Regions from separate parts of the Mus musculus genome. Here region 2 is linked to region 1. A link is a loop called in an ENCODE intact Hi-C map of the cell type or tissue named here. Cell type or tissue: left cerebral cortex. All regions are shown on one strand.

The links. Hi-C counts contacts between places; a loop is a spot of excess contacts. Peaks named below come from ENCODE experiments on the same cell type or tissue, not always from the same donor. Only the 100,000 strongest peaks of a DNase experiment are listed, where the experiment ranks them.
Region 2: a loop joins it to region 1, with 4 times the contacts of the local background. A loop is called at or near these places in 26 of 42 quality-filtered maps.

The regions. Positions count from the first base shown.
Region 1 is chr2:151,860,882-151,863,381 of GRCm38, forward strand. All of the region lies in intron 1 of Rspo4 (R-spondin 4), which reads left to right. Among named protein-coding and RNA genes, the nearest start is that of Rspo4, 19 kb to the left of the region's middle. In left cerebral cortex, a CTCF peak has its summit at 1,555 (motif pointing right); a DNase peak (open chromatin) is centred at 1,604.
Region 2 is chr2:151,751,327-151,753,826 of GRCm38, forward strand. 4930556L07Rik (RIKEN cDNA 4930556L07 gene) reads right to left here and starts at 139. Exons shown (of 3, transcript NR_138569.1): 1 at 38-139. In left cerebral cortex, no CTCF peak of the experiment used is centred here; no DNase peak of the experiment used is centred here.

The DNA of each region.
Region 1 (2,500 bases):
TGTTCAGGGGGATCACATGGGGTTGACTCTGATGCTCCAAAAAAGCCCATGAGGTTGCAATTAGAGCCCAAATGTGCGTATTTATAAGCTTGTGTCTGATCCAGGGTAGGGTAGGGTTTCAGGCCAAGATTCACCTGACATGAAGAAGGACCCAGGGTTTTCCCAGAGTGCCATGGAGGGCAGTGGAGCAGGTGGTACTGCAGGCCCCTCTGTCTTGCAGAAGCCTAGTTACCCACCAGGGTCTTTTTGCTGTCTATCGAGCTAGGTCTTTTCTGATTACAGGCTGACAGAGAAGCATTAGCGAGAGTGGAAAAGTGCTTTTCTTCAGAGCCATAAGGAAGCCAAGCCCCGGGAGGGCCTGGACGGCCCTTAGAAGTCTTGCTGCCTTTTGGAGCTTGTGAGATTCCTGGCTAATGCTCCTCTCTCTCTCTCTCTCTCTCTCTGCGTCTCATTTGTTTATTTCTCTTTCTCTCTCTGCTTCTGTATTAGTCAGAAGTCATTTGGTTGTAAGTGACAGAAAAGCTAACTCAAAATGCCTTGAGAAATGAGGAGAGTGCACAGGGCCTCTGTGGTGGGGCAGGCCAGGTGATGGAGGCTCCCTTTCCAACTCAGATGTAGCTCCTGGCTCTGCCACTGTGTGCTCTTCACTCTCAGAAGGTTCTTGGTTTGTGCAGCACTCGCCAGCCTCCATCATCCACAGCTGCATAGGTCCAAAGAGCAGAAAAGAAAACATGCATGAAATATCACATACACTACACCACACACACACATACCACATACCATATACCACACCACACAAACAAGACATACACTCACATACAATATACAAAATACAACACACATACACACAAAAACAACACACACCCCTAGTGAGTTAAGGAAAAGGAAAACTCCGAGATGGTTTCTGTTGGGGCACAGGCCTCGATCTGGACCAGTGGTCGCTAAGATCAGGGGCATATGGTGGATCTATCTGCTCAAGCCAGAGTGTAGATGGCTCCACGTGTGCCCCAAAAGTCAGGTGTTTTGAGGGCTAGCATTTGCTAGAAAAGTTGCCAGGGCCCACCAGTGGCCACTTTTCCTTGGGGAAGACCCTTGCACCACCCGACCTGCCACTGTCCTTAGCTACCGAGCACAGTCCCAAACACCAGCACTCATCCAAGGTCGCTTTCCAAAGGTTTGTCTTAACTGGCCCGGCTGAACCAGGACCAAGCCAGGACCAGACAGCATGTGCCTGGTGGGCAGCTCCTTTGCTCAGGGAAAGGAAACTGTAGCAAGGAAGACACTGTGAAATGGGAAATGCCCAGTGTGCTCACTTCAGACTTGGACCCAAACCAACCACTTAACTTTGATACAGTCAAGTTCAAGAACCATTGTGCTTGGATCTTTCTGGAGCAGCACTGTCCAAACTCCAGGAGTCTTGGCTTTTCGTTCATAAGGTGAGCACTGGTGTTTCTATGCCTATGACCTTGAGGGGACACCATTGTTCTGTCTAATGATAAAGATGCGATTAAAGTCTAATTATGAAAATTCAAAAGATGCCATAACAGTATAGAGACACTAGAGGGCACTCTAGCAGATTGCTGGGTCTTTTGCCTTCAGCATGTTCTCTCAGTGTCTTCCAAGGGGTGCTTCGGCTCTAGTAGGGGTTTCCTTAGGTTTAGAACTTTGTTTTGCCCTTGAAGAAGTCCCTGCCCCTTGTAGTCTCAGGGTCTCCAGGGAAACTGCAGGTGTCAGGCTGAGAGATCTGTAAGCTCTTCTGGCATTGGGAACAATTTTGCTTCGCACAGGCCTCCTGGTACTTTTGTCTTCTCAGACTTTATTTTTGTGGTGCCTGCCACTCCTGCTATGTTGAATCCGATGGAAGCCAGGCCATGGCTTCATCTCCTGCTGCTGGTCACAGACAAGCCCTGCACTGGCACTCTGGGTTGGGGTGAGGAGGGGACAATAGTGGGAGGTCTCTGCCTCCTGACTCTGTATTATCCTGAGCAATTCCTGGGTTTCCTCAGCTAGAAAATGGCAAAACCCCCATTGCAAGGTATCTCAGCCCACAAATTCTGTTTGCAAGGAAAACCAGCTTTGCACTCCGGTGACAGGATGTAATTGCAGTTTGTCTAAGTTTCCATGGCAACACTTTTGTGTCAGTTGAGGGCCCCTTGCCCTTTATCACTGGGGTCTCAGCTCAGTTCCACAGGCTTCCGTGGTGCCTAGCACAGAGCGAGCACCCTCATTGCCAATAACACCGCGTTGCTGACCTGCCCAACATCATAAGTCTTGCTGTTTGGCAAGGCCAATGACCTTGGTAAGGTGTGTGAGATTTTCTCCTCCTCTGGTTAAAGCCCTGGGTTCATGTGATGAGTGTACTTGTGTCTTTCTCAAGATCCCTCTGCCACAGGGATCTGCCAAGGCTCCTGCCATTGAAACTGCAACTCTAACAGAGGAAGACAGAGGAGAGAAGAGTCATGTGGGCCCTTCTTGGCCCATGACATACATGCCCATCTCA
Region 2 (2,500 bases), 110 kb before region 1:
AGAATGTCCTTTCTAGGTGGCTCAGTGGGCTTTGAACCTCTTTCAGATGGCTCTTCTTGTCTGAATCTTCTTCGTAGCTTTTCTCCTCTCAGAATCTTTGTAGTGCAGCTGGTCTGGAGTTGTCTTGACAGTTGGGCTCGGAATCCTCTGGTAGGGAGGGGCCGAGTGAGTCTGGTCAGTTCCAGGGAGTTCCTGAAGCTGTGTGGTTGTTGTTTACTTCCTTTAAGGAGCAGGGAGGAATGCTTTGGTCTGGGAGGAGGCTGGTACACCACCCAGCCCCACAGCCCGGCTCTGCTTTGTCCTCCAACCCCACCCACAGCTGGGTGGGAGCTTTGACAATGCACATCACCTCTCTGGTAGTGACCTGGCTGGGTGAAGATTTGGGAGCTGTGTACGAGGCAATTCCAGGAACTAAGGGAACTAAGGAAGTTTGGACGGTGGAGTTGAGGATTCAGGGACTCCTTACCTGTCGGTGCAGGAGCTGGGAAGGGAGCTGGCAAGTTTGGCCCAGTGCCCTGAGATTGTCTGATAGTGCTGGGATTTGTGGGGAAGTGGTGGTGCCAGTTTAATAAGGCAGTAGAGGGCAGAGGCAGGAGCAGAGACTGAACACCTCTCCATCAGAAAAGCAACAGGAAAGCTGGAAAGCATGGTCAGAAACAACCTTTTTTTTTTTCAGAACTTTTTTAATTAGTCAAAGGCTTGTAGTAATTGAGGGATCATTTGTTCGAGAAAGAAGGCTAAGGGACTAGGAAGATGACTCGATTGGATTTTAAAATTAGTTTGTTTTACAAACATGAAGATCTGAGTTTGGATCTCCAGCGCCCTTGTGAAAAGTTTGGCACGGTGCATATGCCTCTAATCGCAGAGCTTGTGAGGGGAAGACCGGATGATCCTCTGGCTTTGTGGCTGGCTAGTCTATAGCAGATCAGTGAGCTCTAGGTTCAGTGAGAGGCATGAGAGTGATGGAAAAAGGACACCCGACATTGACCTCTGATCTCCACAGGTGCACACACATATGCACATACACACATACACACACACACACACACACACACACACACACACACACATACACAAAGAAAGAAGGCTAAGTGTGAGTTGAAGCAATGACTTTTGTGGATTCTTGCCCCATTTCCATGTTCCTTATTAGAATGTTGTGATAGTTTGGGAAATTGACAGCCCACAACCATGGTAAAAAAAAAAAAAAAAACCATCCTGACAGCATGAAGACACAGATGGGGTAAGATGACCTTCAAGGCCTAAGAACTGACATTATTCATCTTATCTGGGGAGTCTCTGGAAGCTGCCACTTGCAAGGCTGTTTTATTACGTGACTCCCAACTTATCCACTACAGAAGGCCTTTTGCTGAGTCTTTTTTTCTGGGGAATATTTGTCAAGGCATTTACAAGCAGTTGTGAAACTTTGGGACTACTTTGGTGGCAGATAAAATTTGGGGAGAACAATAGGCTAAACAAAAACAATAAATTGAATAACTGGAGAATGAGAAACTTCATAGGAGCTTCAGAAAGCTCTGACCAGTTACTGGGAATCTATGAGACTATATGCTTGCAGGACTGTGAGGTGCCCACACTCAGGCACAGACCCAGAAAAGGGTCTTACGCTTTCTGCGGAAGCATGGAATGAAAGTCCAGCAGGTAACCAATTGCCTGGCTGAGTTCTGAAAGCATACACAAAGAACCTCTGCATAGACAGGATAACTTACAAGTTCCAAGTATTTAAGGAAATCTCTACCCAATCATTGACGAAAGTAACTGAGCACACCAAAGGATGCAGACCTTACAGAATATGTTCAGAGAATTCAATAAAGCAAAGAACACATCCAGGGGAGGAAAGAACAGCTCATGTCTAGGGCATCTACATTGTGTTATATGAAGTCTCTTGGTTATAACAACAAAAAGTGATGAGCCATGCAAAGATACAAGAAACTATAGAAGTACAAGGTGGAGGAAAGCAAGCAATAGAAAGTATCTGTTGGGAAGCCTAGATGTTGAACTTACCCAGATAAAGAGTTTAAGAAGTCTATTTAAAATATAGTTGAAGAACCAAGAAAATCACTTTTAAAGAATCAAGGGAAAGACGAGTGATGTCTCATTAAATAGACAATAATTATAAAGGGATACAAGTTACTTTAAAAAGAAGTAGGTGGGCATTTAGGAGTTGAAAAGTATAATTAAAATAAGAAGTTCACTGGAAGGATACAACAGCAAACAGGATCAAGCAAAAGGGAAAATTGGGAAACTTGAAGTAGGCCAAATGAGATTTCCATGTCTGAGCATCAGCAAGAAGACAACAATGAAAAAGAACAGGACTGCAAAGATCTGTGGGACATAATTAAACATAACATGTCATTCCTAGAAAAGAAAGGACATTTAAAGAAAAAAAATCTGTTGAAAATACTTTACACATCCTCTCAGCCAATAGATGTAAATAGCACATGTTCAAAGGCCCATATCTGAACATGTCATACTCAAACTGTGA